2 separate regions of the Mus musculus genome follow, and region 2 is linked to region 1. The links are chromatin loops, found by intact Hi-C in ENCODE. Cell type or tissue: left cerebral cortex. All regions are shown on one strand.

What was found. A loop is a pair of places that touch in the nucleus more often than their neighbours do. Peaks named below come from ENCODE experiments on the same cell type or tissue, not always from the same donor. Only the 100,000 strongest peaks of a DNase experiment are listed, where the experiment ranks them.
Region 2: it touches region 1 in a loop (6-fold over the local background); 8 of 42 quality-filtered maps call a loop at or near these places.

Annotation. Positions count from the first base shown.
Region 1 is chr9:27,187,692-27,195,691 of GRCm38, forward strand. No RefSeq gene overlaps it. Among named protein-coding and RNA genes, the nearest start is that of Jam3, 36 kb to the left of the region's middle. In left cerebral cortex, no CTCF peak of the experiment used is centred here; DNase peaks (open chromatin) are centred at 1,211, 1,803, 3,023, 3,971 and 4 more places; H3K4me3 peaks cover 932 bases; H3K27ac peaks cover 5,413 bases.
Region 2 is chr9:27,299,664-27,307,663 of GRCm38, forward strand. The region is part of intron 1 of Igsf9b (immunoglobulin superfamily, member 9B); the gene reads left to right. Among named protein-coding and RNA genes, the nearest start is that of Igsf9b, 4.6 kb to the left of the region's middle. In left cerebral cortex, no CTCF peak of the experiment used is centred here; DNase peaks (open chromatin) are centred at 249, 492, 942, 1,177 and 7 more places; H3K4me3 peaks cover 5,623 bases; H3K27ac peaks cover 5,504 bases.

The DNA.
Region 1 (8,000 bases):
TCTGTCCCTCCTGTCTGAGTCTTCTCCCGAGCTCTGGTCCAGCCAGAGCTAGCTATGGAAAAGGAGGTTATTTTTAGCTTCAGACAGAAGCAGCAGCTGTCCACCACCTCTCCGAGCTCATCTCAACACTAGAGGTTCCAGCTACTGTGGTCAAGACCTAAGGAGGTGAGGAGGGCTGGCCAGTCAGGTCTTGAGAACCTACATGGCTCTCTTCTGTCCCAGAAGGGGGCACTTTCTACCCCAGGATAAGCCTCTCTCTAGTTTGCCTCCTGTCCCCCGCTTATTAAGCCCCAGTGGCTTAGCAGCTGAGCTGCAGAGGATGCAAAGTGGGGAGGGAAGGGAGGGACAAGCAGAATTTATCCAGAGGGCTAACAGCCTGCACAGAGGTCTAGTGTGGTCCTAGCCCGTTTTAGAGCTCTTTTGCCAATGTGCAGACTCCAAGATGCTGAATTTTGCAGGCCTGTTCTGTTTGGGGTATTGGGTTCTAGCACAAGCTGAGCACATCTGTGCCATCTCCTAGGGGTTCTTCCTCTGCCTCTGCAGCAATAGCATGAATGCTGGACTTGGTTGTGGGTGCACTGCCTTGAGTTTTTCCATAGTGGTAAATAAGTCTTTGACAGTAGGTGAACAACCCTGAGACATAATATTCAATTACAAAATGATTGTTGAAAATATTTGTCATAGGTCCCCAAATGATGGTAGTTCTAGTGACTCTTGTACTCCAAGCAGTGGCCAAGGGAAGGGAAACACTAGGCAGATTAATCAATCCATCAATTTTTGTATTTGCACACATGATGGCTAGGTATTGGCCTAGGCTTAAGCTACCTTGGTAGGCAAGTCAACAGACAAGAACCCTATTCTTGAAGAACTTACATTCTAAAGTGAATGTATGCAAAAAAAACATATTCCCATAAAAAAAAAAGTTCAACCCTGAATGTTTCTAGATGCCTAGTTATTGATTGCTAAGATCAGGTTTCTCTGGAGCCTATCTTCCTGATGCTGTGAGGCAGCAGTTCTCAGCCTTGTTCAGGTAGCATATTGCTTTATAAATCAGTTAAAACTGTGAACCCCTCTCGGAAAACACATGGAGAGACCACACACTTGGAGACCTGCAGACAGTTGGAGGGGCTCTGCGTTCCTTTGCTGCAGAGTGGGAGGCTCTGCTCGGCCCTGCTCTGGTGCGTAATATATACTGCAGTTCCCAGCAAGAGCTGCGCAGCTGAATTTTAATCACAGCCATCTCCCAATGCAGATCAGGAGAATCTGGCTACTGCTGAACCATTGGAAACATTTCTAAATGCTACCAAATGGCAGACAAGAACTACAAAACTCCTGCACAGCTATAGTCATATGACCCCAAGTGACCTCTGGGACAGTCGCCAATTCTTTTCCCTTCATCAGAGGTCTCAATACTCTTACATTCTTATTGGAAAGGGGTGCTGGGGTCTCTTTCAGCTCTTCTGTACCCTTAGGCTCTGCCATGTGATCATATAGGTTTGTCCTAGAATGTGAAGGGGAGAAATTGAGCCCAATCGCAGATGTCCTTTGGCACGGGAAGAACCACCCCTCCTGTCCTGGAGAGAAGTCCCAGGTGCCCTCAGTGGCCACACTGTCTGTTCCTTGTGCACTCCTACCCTCTACTCTCTTTGTCATGGCTCCATCCTGCAGCTGCAGTGGAGGCACTGACTGCAGAGGCTGCCACTAGACTCAAGGAGTGAGCCATCCATCCCGTGATTAAAGCCAACATTGTCTTAGCTTTGGCACAGGTTGTTGACTTATAAGTTTCACTCCACAGGGAAAGGCTCAACACAGCTCAAACAGCTGAGGATGGAGGGCAGTGGGGCTGTCCTGTGGTGACAGAGGATAGCCTTCCCTGGCAGCTGGCCAGGTATGTGGGAATGCAGGAGTATCTACTTTCTCGAGACTCATGGCCCTGTGTGGAGTGAGCCACAGGGCTCTGATGAGAGCTGAGCTACCATTTCCCTTATTGAGGCACCACCTGAGAATCAGAGGAAGGCTAAGGTAGCCTGTCTGCTCCATAGTAACTGGATGCTTCTTCAGGGCTTTCACAGATATGGGTAGGGAGACTTTCTCCCATCATCCTCAGTACCAGACTTGGGGCCCAGCCATGGCTTCAATACACAAGTGAGGGCATAGGAGTTGTAAGTCTAAGAAACCCCAATATGGGGTTTCTGGCACCAAGGGGTTCAAGCCAGACAATCCAGGGGCCAAACAAGACCTGCTAAGGCTTCATCTCTCTTAGAGACTTTCTCCCCCCTCCCCCAGCATCTTCCCTGCCTCCAGGCTAGAATTGAAATGTTTTTAGCCACAATCATCTGTCTAGAACCAAGGCTTCTCCTCTGCTCTGCAGAATTGGGAGGGGGAGGGGAGTGAAGGAGGGGCCACAAAGGGGCAGAAGCTCTGCCAGATCTCCTGGGCTTGAATGCTCTTACGGGTGTATCCATAGATTATAAAACGTATGACGAAATCTCTGAGAACGTCACCGTAACGAGAGAAGCACAGGTGACTCTTCGGGAGGCCTAAGAAATAAACCCCTATGACTGGTGCTCTGCGGTGATCCCAAACACAAACCTGTGTTCATATCCATATTCTTGAACCTGTCTGTAAAAAACTCTCCCCTATGGTAGGTAACCCTGACAAATATTCATGGGCCGCGCTCACATCTCTACACAGTCATGTCCTTCCCTTTCTATCTTACATGCACATGCCAATGATACATGTCTTATAAAGTAGTTTTACCAAATTCATGTGTAACACCTTCCGGGACATCCCTATAAATAGTCGTAATATAGGTGTGCATGTAACACACATGCATACCCCAGTTGGCAGAAGCAGCACCTTCAGACAGTCTGAGATCACAGCGGACCACGCCCTTTCCAGACCACGCCCACTAGGAAGGCCACACCCCTCAATCTCTCTAAACCCTGCTGCCATCAGGGCCCACTTGTCAGGTGTTAGCCCACTTTATCACACAATTGTCCCACTTTCTTTTCTCATTCCTTCTTCAAGCATCGGTCTGTGGGTGGAAGCGTCTGTTCCCAGTCATCTTGTCATGTCTCTTCATTTTGAGCTAAGAATACGAAACAGAGACATGATTATATATTAGGTGTCCAGGCACCTGAGCTCTCAGCTGATTCATAATAAGCTATTTTGCTCACTTATTTTTGTATGATTTCACAAAACTTGCGAAGATTTTCATATCTGCTCAAATCCTTCCTCAGTTTACCCACTCATAAGAATTAGATCAAATTACTATTTTACTCAGGTCGAATTATTTTGTCTTCATAATGGCAGTATTATGGGACTTAAATCTGATGTAAAAGAAAGCAGCTTTGAGTAATACACACGCACGCACACACACACACACACACACACACATATATGACCAGTAGGACAATTTGAACTATAAAGTTCAGGGACATTTTCCTAGTAGGCTAGAGGTCTGGGGTCCAGGGCTCAATGAATCAAAGTAGAAAATTCATTCCCAGGTCCTTTTTTCTACCTCCCCCCCCCCCCCCACCATACATAGTATGACTTCAGATCTAGTATTTAGGCTAAGTAAGAATGCCCTGGAGTTGATCTGAGAATCTGCACTGGGGCATATAAGCTTGGCTCTAGACTGCTGCCTAGGGCTTACACCTGGGAAAGTTCCTTTCTGCTCTTGGGCTCTGGGACTATACCAAGCAGCTGAGTGCCTACAAACAAGAGACCCTGCAGTGTGGTGTTTCCCAGGACAGGCTAGGATGAGCATCTGTGCTACCCTGGGCAGGTCTAGTGTTGCTGAAGGCAATCCCCTAGTATCTTGCTAAATCAGGCTTAGGGAAACATAGTTTTGCCCATTCCAGGCATCCTAAAGCTCCAAGCACAGCGGCTAGTTTGGGTGAGGGGAGGAGGCGGGGAAGCAGAGAGCTGGAGCCAATGCTAGCTTTGGAGAGAAGCCAGCAGCTTGCGCAGGGCTGACTTGTGTCTGGCCCGACCTTGTAAGAGGTGAAGGCACAATGCTTAAGAGTGTGATTGGCTTTAGGACTTAGAGCAGGCTTATATTCAGCTCAGAACCTTTATTCCTTTAGCTCAGCACTGTCAGATCCACAGTGCTGTTTGTCTGATTCAGTCACTCCTCCCTTGGGACAGTTCTTAAAGAAATTCCCGTACTTGGGACACCCGGTACTTGGCAGCACACTGAGCACATGCAGTGGGAGGAGAGTAAGGCTGGCCTCACAAGAAACCTCAGGGCTTCCCCCAAATGAATATGGGAACAGTGAAGAACGAGTGAAGAAGACTCAGGTAAAGAAAGCCCTTTTCTGTAGAGATCTGGCTTTCTGCAAGGGTGATTCTAGGTGGCCCTCCTCCCAGGAGCGCTGCGGCAGCATCCGGTTTCTGGCAAGGTTGGCCAGGAAAGCTGGCCAAGAGGGTGGGGGTTGCGAGAAGCTGACTGGGTTGGAGGTGGAGCCTGCAAACTCCGCAAGGCAGCAGCCTGGCTCCACCCCTCTCCTGCCTGAAGCTCAAAGGGATGACATCACCCAGACTGAGGGCTCTAGCCTTGAAGGGCTTCATCAGCATCAGCGGGAAGCTGGCACCTGCAGGGCTGAAGGACTTCCTGAGCAGACACACCACAATTCTCTGCTTTTCTCGTGGATCATTTCAGACTTCATGGGTCTATGCTCTGGGGTCTTGGAGATGGCACCTGGCTATCCAAGCCTGGGGCAGTTTCCTCCGCCCAGATTGATCCATGGCAACAGGCCTAAGCACTCCTCCCCACCGTGCCAAGTGCTTCTTTCTCTTGCCAGCAAGCTGCTGTTCCATTTTTCTGAGATTCCACGGAGAAGGATTAGATCACGAATTCTGACCATGCAACATTTAGCCACAGAAAAAGCTGGTGTCCCTCTCCCTGCGGGCCCGTGTCCCCTCCCCCACCCCAAACTCTACTGGGTGCTTGTGTTGCCTGCTTGCAAAGCATATGCTTGGCTGGTTGCTTGGTGTCTGCTGTTTATCCGTCTCTTCCTACTTAACTTCTGTTTCTTCTTGGCCCATCTGGCTCCCTGGTACCTGTCTTTCACTCATACTGTGGCTGCACTGGATACTACATCCTAAGCCCTATCTGTCCCTCTGCCACCTTCCCTCCCAGAGCCTGGAGACTCTTGTCTACTTTGGGGTCACGTCTGAGAGAGAACCTCTGACCTTAGGTTTAGGACCACAGAGAGACTGACACATACACAGCAGAGAAGCCTGGTGTGTGAGTGACTGCAGGATTATCTCAAAGATCTCTGGGAGGGGATGAGGTGTGTCGGGAAGGAAGCATCATGAGAGTTACTTAGGTCTCAATAGAATGCTAGATCTTGAAGGATCCCTCCCTCTCTAGCTATTCTGAGCTCCCTTCCTATTAGAGGAAATCTTGGGGCAGGCGGGGGTGGGGTGGGGTGGAGGGATTGTCATCCACACCAAAACCCATTGATGTTTTCTACCCACTGGAGGGGGCTTGCACATAGCAGCCGTCTGTGCAGAATGAAGCCAGGGAAATCCAAACTTTTTTTGACCTAGGTTCAGTTCAACTTCTTTTTGCTCAGAAGAGGTTGTGGCCGTCTCTGGGCTTCATGGCAGGTCAGCCCTGGGAGAGAGGACTTCTGAGAAGACAGCTTAACAGCCCCGACTCCCGTCCTCGCCAGCAGTTCTGCAGGATGATCTCCCCACAGCTTTCTTGGCGCCAGCTCTTCACTGTGGGCTCACAGAGTCATTTGTCCTCTCCACAGTCCTCTCACCACAGTATACACCCTTGTGGTAGCTCACACTCACCCCTCCAACACAGCCCACTTCCTTCCTGGTGTGTCACGGGGTTGCTGTTCATGACTTTCCTGGGATTCAAGAGGCCTGGGGGATGGGGGGTGGGGGGAAGGAATGAAGATGGAATAGGTGGGTGGGGCCTAAGAGAGGATGGCAGAGGAGAGATGGAGCCCCCCCCCCCCCCCCCCCCCCCCGGCCAAGAGGGGCAAGGCTTGTCATCTGCCTCTCTAGACCCAGACTGCACCTCCAGGCTGAGGCTGGCTGCCCAGGAGGCTGCACTGGGCCTAGAGTCAACAAGGAGGCACACACTCAGGGACCACCAGCTGCTGCTCCTGTGGAAGCATCTGCTTCTCTCGGAAATCCATAGGGCTTGGCTGCCAGGCCTCACTGCGTGCCCACTCGGTGGCTCTGTTCTCTGTCTCTCTTGTTCCATCTGCCTGCTCTACCGGCTGCCTGGCTCAACTCCTCTTAGCCTCCTTATTGCTCTACCAGAATGCTCTCCCTTCATCCTTCTCCACGTCTCTGCCCCACCACATCTATGCACCAAGTATTAGAGCTTGGGTTTTGTCTTTGTCTTTATCCATCACTTGTTTCTTTCCAGTTTCTCCCATATTCGTATTCATACATATTCTCACCCTCCCCCCCTCTCTCTGTTTCCCCCTTATGCATATTCAGTGCTTCTTTGAAACGTCACTTCAATTATTCTACCTGTGAGAAGCCTAGATCGGCTTCATCGATCAAACGTCTTGGCCTCTAACTCTAGGAGCCTGTGTTAGACCACAGTCTAGACTGACTTAATGTTTGGAAGCCTACCTATGCTCTCTGAGAGCCATCAAGGCCCAGACTGTTCTGCAAAGATCCTTCCTCTGATGTGGACACAGCAGCCTGTCCATTGTGTTGGGCGATCGACTGTGAGGATCACAGGAAAGCCTGTCCACCTTGAGCAGGTGATGCTACGCGGATCACCTGCCCTTAAAGGCACCGGAGGAGTGCAGGCCTGTGAAGGAATCCAAGAGTAAGACTTTGTCATTTGGTGTTTTGATTGTCCATTTGTGTGCGCTCCGTCATCCCTGACAGCTCCCGCAGGAGGTTCATAAAATAAGAAAAGGTGGTTTCTCATGGTAAGTCCCTTAGCCAGTGTTTCCAGCACTGGAGCGACTGATCTAGAATCAGAATCTTGGTTTCTAGGCTCTCTGACTATGAGAAGCAATTGAATAGAGTTTAGACTCAGAAGGTTTTGAGTTTAGACTCAAGGTTGAGAGGGATAATAAACCAAGCAGATCTAGGCACAGCCCCCCCCCACCCCCCAACCCCCAGGAAAAGAGGCAACAATGGAGAAAGGTAGAGAGAAGAAGGGAGAAGGGAAGATTAAATAGGACAAGAGGGATGGAGCAGAAGGGGAGTTATAAATGGCAGACTCCTCACCTCCTGCTTGTGTATACCAGCTATGACCATGGCAGTAGCTGGGATGGGGCCGTTAAGCCTTCTTTTCCTCACACAGTATCTGATGTCATTCCTCCAGTCCCTGTAGCTTCTCGGTTTCTCTTCTTAGCATCCTGGACCCTTCTTCCTGCCTTATGTTTTGTTTCCCATCCTGATCCTCAGTCTCGTCCTGTGTTTGCTCCATGCACTTGATGTCCTGCTCCCTCTAATCTTCCCATCCCTGCACTTTCTTACTCCCAGTGTGCTTCCCCCTTAGCCAAATTCCCCAGCATTGCTTTCTCCAGAGGAGCCAGGGTTGGTCCAAGGAGGTCAGAAGGTGGCCAGGGGTAAACGACATGTCTTGCATCAGGGATGTTTTGTGCTTTCCTTCACCTCCCAATGACTCAAAGTCTCCAGCAGCCCTGTGCACCTCTCCTTCAGAAACACAAGCGATTGTAGGCTCACATCCATGACAGGATTGCCTTCTAGTGGCATAAACTCACTTGATTCCTTTCTGGGATCCTTTGCCAGCAATGAGCTGACGGCAGACTCCTCACCTCCCGCTTGTGTATACCAGCTATGACCATGGCAGCAGCCTGGAAGAGCCCTAACCCCTCCCCCATGCATACCTGCTTCCCCTAACCTAAGGCCACTAGCTGGTCACTCCTGAGATGCTTCTGGTTGTGAATCAGCTTGGCTTTTCTTCCATAACCTGGACTGTTGAGTTTTCACATGAACTTCTTAAGCCAACCTCTTAATTTTCTGAAATTTCATTTTTC
Region 2 (8,000 bases), 110 kb after region 1:
TGCGGGTGGGAGGAACTCGGCGGGAAGGTGCGGGAGCCCTTGGGCTGCGAACGCCTTGGAATCAAAGTGGACTTAGTCTACCTTAGGCCCCTTGGTTCACAACCACACGTCGAATCTGAGCTTTGGGGAACCCCTAGTGCTCTAACTCTGGCTGCTGGGGACTTTGATGGTCTTTAGGCAGGATTCCGCGCGTCCCAGCCCTGCACAGCACCGCTGGATGGAGGAGCCCTTGAAGGGAGGCGCGATTAAGAGGTTGGGAGTCCCCGCAGCCGCCTCGAAGGGATCGGGTTCTCCGCCCCGCGCCCTTCCTTTCCACACATCTTGGCCGCGGAGGTCGGATCCCCTTGGCAGGTGACAAGCAGAATTGACCTAGAGGCTCCGAGCAGCATCTGCTCTTCTTGGTTCTGTCGGCCGCCCGCGCCCACCTTGACTGCATCTGGGCCCCGGCCAGGCAAAAGTTCCCGGGGAGGCGCCGTCGCCGCGCTTCAGGCTGCCCGGCCCAGCGGCCTCGGGGCGAGGGCCGCGAGGGAGGGGTCTGCCCAGCTGCGTCTCAGAGTCGAGTGGGATTTTTTATTTCTGCCTTCTCGGGTTTGAGCCCAAGAAAAAGCTAGGGAGAAGCCAAGGCGCGGGGTGCATACTTGAGCGCGAGGGCTTTCGCTTTGGAGATGGCAGAGCTCTGGGTGGCACCCGGCTCTCGGCCCTTGTATGGAAGTCAGAGCCGAGCCTGGAAGCTGCCAGGACTCTGAGCTCACGGTTTCTGCGCGCGGAACCGACCCGACTGCGGGCAAGTTCGCAAAGCAGGGAGATGGCGGCGGGAGAGGAACGGTCTGTGGGTGGAAGGCGACAGGGTGACGAGATTCTGCGGACTAGGGAGCCTTTTTGAAGGGCTCTGCTGGAGGCGCGGGCTTCCCCGGCTTCTTTTGCACCTTGCCTCGGGGCGTGTGGGGGGGAGTGGTTTGAGAAAGTTTCCGGATTGGAATGTATCTCCTCTGCTACTTGAGAGGGGGTTCTGAAACGAGAGAGTGGGGCGAAGGGAAGGACAGCTTTCCAACAAGCACTATGATGGTCGGGATGGTTATAAAGGTTTCCATTTGTCAGGTGGGAAAACCGAGACAGAGTGACCTCAGAAGAAGCTTATGGAAAAAAGGTGGATCTTGCTGTGCTTCTCCCTTCCCCCTTCCCATGCAGTCTTTCAGTGACTTCCTCCTCCTCCTCCCCTCTGGGTTTTGGTATATTCTGCTGTGGGGCTGTCCCTGAAAGCACAAAAGGCTGTGCTAGCATCCGAATTGAAGAGACACCTAAGGAGGGCTCTTCAACTAGCCTCCCAACTTTAGCAAGGGACAGATTTTTTTTTTGTTTTGTTTTAATTTAAACACAGACTACAGGAAATTGGGTTTATATTGCCGAGATTCACAGAATGGCTAGATTGAAGAAGGAACTTCCCAGTGTTGAAGGTTGTTGGTTGTGAAGGTTATTGGTCCTTCTGTCTGGAACTCCTACTCTTCTGTCTGGGAGCAAGGGTGACCTGATTGGTCTTGGATTCTTTTTAGTCTGAAATGGCTCAATGAGGCACTTACAGACATAGGCTTACTGATAAATGGACAAGATTCAAATCCTGGCCGTCCCACTTGCTGACCCCGTGACCTTGGACACATTTCTCAGCTTTTCTAAATGTCACTTACCTCAGTGGAAAGTGGGTTAGCTGTAGGAGTTTGTAGAGGCTTGGAGTGTGTGAACAGTTCTGTGACGAAGTGGCTGGGTGCCTGTTGTGAAATATGTGCTCACCAGACATCAGTGTTAGCATTTCAGGATCTATGGGATGGGATTCCTATTGGGTTATGCAGGGAGCGGAGAGTTAAGAGTGTGTTGGGGGACATTCAGAAGATTGCCTCCGAGGAAGCTAGACCCCTTCCTGGGCTGACCTTGCCTGGTGGAACCTCTCTTTCCTGCATCCCAGGGAAGTGTGGGTGGGGCATGCAGAATTGCTTGGAAGTCCTTTACAAGGTCTGCAAAGCTGAAGTATTGCTGGCTGCCAGATGCTACAGCCTAGAGCGGGGGAAGGGCACCTGCTCGCCTGTGAGGCCAGGGTTGCCAGTGCTGATGAGAGAGGCCTTATGGGATCCAGATGTTCTGAGAGGGGCAGAGGTGACTTTGGAGAAATCCTTCAACCTCAGGGACTGTGTGCAAAGCAGGAGTCGCTCTAGGTGAAAAGAATCAGGCCCATCAAACTGTCAGCTTGCAAGTCTGGGACAGAGGTGGGCATGGGCTCTTCCTTTTGACTCTGGTCAGGCATCTTGGAAGTAACTGAGCTCTGTGATCCAGTTGGGAGGGTAAAGAAAAGAGAAAGGTGGAGGCAGGTGGATCTCTGTTGTACAGAGAGAGTTTCAGGACATGGAGAAACCCTGTCTCAGGGAGGGAGGGAGGGAGGGAGGGGGACAGGAGAGGAGAGGAGAGGAGAGGAGAGGAGAGGAGAGGAGGAAGGCTATTGATGTAGTAGTCTCTGCATCACAGACATCTGCCCAGCAATCTGGGGGAGTTTCCACACTATGTGGAAATCCTGCGCGAGGTATAATTGACATTCAACCTCCTGTAAGGGAGGGAAGTCTGTTCTTCATTCCCAGTGTTACCTCCACCGAGTCTGCTGGTGGACTCCCTGGCTCCTGTGTGCCCAGGCCAATGAAAATCTGATTCAGATTCTGCTTGTGCTTGGAGCAGTGCCCTCTGTCCTCTCTGGCTTTGTCCACCCAGCCTTCCTTTGTGGATGGAGATGAGAAGGAGTATGTTTAAAGCCCAGGACAGCCTCTCAGCTGGGAAGAACTTGGTGCCGGGTGGTGAGTGCTGGTATGAGTGTGTCTCAGGACATTTACACGGAGGCGGGGGTGTGTCTGGTAGGAGGCCCCCCTGCAAGAAGCTGGAATAGGTATGTGTGGGAGGAGGCATGATGCTGCTGAGTACTGGAAAGAGTCAGCTGGAAGCAGTAGGCCGATAGCCCAGCATGCAGCAGTCCCTGGAGTTGTCAGGTCCCTGGTTCAGGTGGTTTCAAGTTTATATCTGAGACGGAGAGTTGGGGTCTGGTTTCTCAAGGAGTAAAGGTTGCTCAGTTAGAGAGCTTGTATCCGTCCCTTCTTTGCTGTGCCTGGCACTTTCCAGGGTCTAGGCTCCCTCTCTGTCCTCAGAGTTGGCCAGCCTGTTCGGTTTGCTTTTTTTTTCTCCATTCTGTTGGGTGCTCATTAGGTTTCCCTGCAGCCCTCCTGTTTGCACTGAAAATGCGGGGGTGGGAGGTGAGGCCGGAGTTAGGATAGCATCAGGAACAGTGAGATTTAACTGATTCCTGTCTCCACGAGAGCTGCTCCCTTCTGGAGGCTTCTCAGCTGCTCTCCCCACCCCCACCCTGGAGTGACATGACCCCCCCCCCCCTTCCCTCTGCTTCCAGGGATGGGTTGAACAATTTGTGTGAAGAGTGGATCTTGATGAGCTGTGATTGGTAAGAACTTTTGGCTTCTTAGAAGAAGTGTGCATGTGTACATATACATACGCGCCCTAGGATGTGTTATGTATATTCCTATATGCATGAGTAAGTGTGCATATTTTTAAATGTGTGCACACACACATATATCCCCGTATGTATGTGTATGTGCCTCTGTAACCGGTGTTTCCACTTAGTTAGATGTGTAGCGTGCCCTTGCAAGCACTTGTGTGTTTATGTGCACTTGCGTGGAGCACATCAGGACAGGAGCATTTATGGACAAGTCTGAGGTAGGAGCCCCTCTTGAGTACTTGGGGATGCAGCGAGACTGCTCGGCAAGCTGCTTGCTTCCCTGTTCGTTGCTCTGCACCTGCGTCCCTGTTCTCGTAGCCCAGATGTTCTTAGAGTTGGAGGCTCCAGCCCAGAGCTGGGGCGAAGAACTGCCTGAGGTTCAATACCGAAAGCCTAAGTAACAGGGCAGAGGCTTGGCCCACGGGGAAGCCGACTGCCTCTCTTGCTAGGAGGCATTAGTTGCCATCAGTCTGGCACAGTCCAGGGTAGATAAAGAAAGCTCTGGGCATCTGGGGAGATGGGAGAGGATTGGGGTTGGAGGAGCAGCTTGCAGTCAGGCTTCTGCCCCAGGGGCACTGCCCATGGGTGTGGTCTGGTCTGCCGGAGGCAACTGACCTATTTTTCTTAGAAATCTTCCTGCTTTCCTATTCGCTCTTGCATGAGTAACCAGGAGAGTGGTGAGTGGAGATGGGGCCTCTTCGAGGGTTTTGTAAGTTCCGTGAGGTCAGGGCTGTGACCTGCCTGCCTGACCTTTGGACAAAGAGGGGACTGATAACCTACGTGGCCTTGTGCCTTCTATGCTGCCCCCTTATCTTCTTCCTGGTGAAGTATACCCTAGATGTGGGGCTGTGGCAAAAAGCTCGTTCATGGGCACAGATTGTAGCAGTGATGCATTGCTTGCGTCCTGGTTCGGAGCAGGGATGCTGTTGCTCTACCGGGAGGGAGTAATCTCTCACTCATATCCTATGCCTATCTGACCTATGATGCCCTTACTGGCTAGCCTTGCGGTGTACAGAGCAGGATGCCCTGTGGGGTACACAGGCTACGGGAGGACAGGCTTCTTTCTAGGTGTCAGGGCTAGGTTGTGGGTGTAGGGGGTGGGTATGACTTCACTTTTCTGCTGAGGAGCTATGAACTGAGATTGAGTTACAGACTTCCTTCCTGCCCGTGGCTCCTGGGGAAAGGGTTCTTGGAAATATAATCTAGCCCAGCAAATTAAGGTCACTAATAGCACTGGCACTACCAATGCTATTGGAGGTGGCGGTGGTGGTGGTGCGGCAGTCCAGCCAGAGGGGTTGGAGGTGGAGCCCAGTCCTCCCAGTACCTTGCTGTTCCTAAAGTTGGAGCTTACCTACCTTGGTCTCTTGGCCTCCTGGGAGGGGTGCAGAAAGGCTGTGAGGATATTGGCCAGGAGCCACAGCAAGGTAGGGCTTTTCTAGAGTGTGAGAGTCCTTTCTAGGTAGAAGGATGATAGATGTTATAGATGGTCTCAAACCCACCCAACCTGTGTAGGCAGAGAATGGGAGTCCCTCGTGTCCTGGGTACTGGTTGTATCTCTAGGCTAGACTCTCTTGTGTGCTCCTTACGCAGTGCTGGGTGGCAGGAGCCAGCTTTCTGCTGTCCTCAGGTCCTCCTCTGGGTGTGTGCCTCCCACGTGGTGGGAGCCCAAGTCTGCTAGCTTCCTGGAATCTCCTGGAGCCTCCTGGCCTGCTGAGGAGGAGGGATTGGGGGACTATTGGGGGCTGTGTCTTTTTTGGACTCAGCAGGGATTATTTTTAGGCTGGCAGATGGAGGTGGCGGTGGCTGTCGCTGGTATTATTAGACAACAGGCCTGTGGTTTGAGAGTCTGGTGCCCAGAGGAGGAGGAAGAGGAGGCTGCCATGAGGAGCCATGGAGGCTGGTAGTCAGCCTTTGTCTTCCCTCCTCTTAGCCATGGTCCAGCCTGGCAGGACTTTCAGGATCAGGCAGAGTGACCTTCACTAGATGGTCACCATCTGATCTAAGTGCTTCTAGGAGGAAGGCCTATTCAGAATCCATCTGTGGTCTTGGGATGTGGAGTCTGGACTCTCAAAACCTCTGCTGACTGTGGGTGGAAGCTCTGACTCTGTATAGGGGAGAGAGGCTTTGGTCATGTGGGTTCTGGAAGGACTCTTGATCCACTATTTGTTACTTAGGTAACTTTTGGGAAACCCATTTGCAAGACAGAAATAGCAGACCTGTGTCAGGGGCCACACTATGGGCATGTAGCATCATACTCCTGGTACAGACCCTGTGTGTGGTGTGGGGCTGGGTAGTGTTCTACTTGTCTCCCGGGTGCAGTGAGGGTTTCTGCACCTGTCTCTTGCCTCTTTTCCTGGTACTGAGAAGTAGTTTTCTATCCTAGGACCCTTCCTTCCCAGACCTTTCTTGGCTCCAGGTTGTGGGGTTGTGCCAAGCCTTGGATGCTTTGTAGTTCTGTGCACACAGGGTGTCTGCTGACAGCTTTGGACTCAGCTACCCACCGGGTACCACCTGGCCCAGAGAATGGGAGATTTGTATCCTATGGGCTTTCCAAAAGGTCAGCCAACCTGTAGGGGCCTGCCTGTTCCTTCTACCTGCCCTCTTGCTTTCTCTTTCCTGCCAGGGTGGCATAGCCCAAAAAGTGGGCTGGGGAGCCACTCAGGAGTCAGATCCTCTTGAAAAGTGCGTGTGGGGCTCAGGGTGTTTCCTAGCCTTTTTGATGTGCCTACCCCTTGCCAAAGCCAGTCTGGGGGGGGGGGGGATCTGAGGTCATTATTTCTAAGCATTACCTTTCCCCTCCTCCTTCCCCTGCCTTCCAGCTGTTCTCTGTGGCCCTGCTGGGGACCAAAATGCCTGTCTGCCTTCTGTAGGTGATTTTTTGAGTTTCATTGTCTTTTGTTATGGGAATTGCCATAAGAGTGACTCCCTAGTTGGGTTGGACCAGCCACCAGCTTGCATGAGATACATTTGTGCCCCTCCCCCCTAATTCCCTAACCTGAGTCTCTTTCACCCCTGGATGGGGATTTGCTTGCCCTTGTGTTTGATTTCCCAATTTCTCCTTTTTCAAGCCCCTCATTAATGACTCCCCCTTGTCCCCTCCCCACTCATTGAGCTTTTCTGGAGAGATGTTTATTAGACATATTTTGGCTCAGAGAATATGAGACCTAGAGAGAAGTGTCTGTGGGTAATAGAGTGAGGGAACATACCCATTCTGTGTGTGTGTGTGTGTGTGTGTGTGTGTGTGTGTGTGTAAGGTGTGTAAGAAGGGAAAGAGAAGATGACTATTTTCAGATCCAGAAACCAAGGAGAGCTTGTGCTGAGTGTGGAGGCTGAGACATGGCTTCCCCCTCATCTTCCTTGTGGAGAAACCTGTCTCATTTTGTCTCGTGTATCATCTTTGGGATGCATCCACTGTGCAGTCGCTTGCCTCTGTTTGGAATGCCCCTGAGAAGAGATGCTGGTGGGAGAGCACTTACCCTGCTATTTGGGGGTGTGCTTCATGCTTGGGGCTCAGGGCACTCAGTCCAGGGGCTGGCTGAGGCTAGGAGTGTGAACCTGCAGCCTTCTTTCCAGGGCTGGGAAGGAAGGTGTGAAGAGGCTGTCTTATTGAGATGCAGCGAGAACCAGGCAGTGCAGGTGCAAATGAGCAGCTGGCACTGTGGGGACCCGTGCCAAAGGTGACCTACCTCTGGGCATTGCCCTCCAGAGCCTTGGACTTGGCAGCCTGTTGTCCAGAGCAGACGTTGACTATTAGAACTTCCTGATGTTCTCCAGCTCTCTGCCTTCTGCCTAGACTCTAGGGGCAAAGGAGCTACCTTTCCTGAGCCTCTTTGACCCCGGGAAAAATCCCTTCTACTTCCCCAGGCTTTTATAGTTTGTCTCCTAATCTCCACACAGGCTGTGCTACAGATAGTTTTGCATGTGTGCACATACATGCACATACACACTTGTCCACCCTTCCCCCGATCCCCATTATTTTGGCTCATGGATGCTGCTGGGAATTCTTTCCTTTTGGTCCAGTTCTGCTCTTTGTATGCCTGGATTCAGTCGGCTTTTTTTTTTTTTTTTCTCCCATGTGTCCTATGGGATGTGGGGGATGCTGGGGATGCTGGGAGGCACTCCCTGCAGCTGGGCTCTCTTCCTTTCTGGAGGGCCTGGGCTGCAAACAGCCTGCAGCCAGGTTGGGGGCAGGGAGGCTAGGAAACCTGCCTGGGCCTCTGGCAGGTGAGTGCAACTGCTTTGCTCCAAAAATACTCAGTGATCTTAGCTCTTTCTCTAGAAAACAGTGATGTCACCGAGAGCCAATAGGCTTCTGCAAGGGCTTGCTTCCCTCTCTGCCTCCTCCTTCCGCAAGTTGCAGAGAAGAGGGAGGAGAGGGGAGGGGGGGAAGGAGACACAGGCGACACACACCCACTCCTTGGAGAGGTACAGACAAGAAACACACATGCACATAGAACAGCTC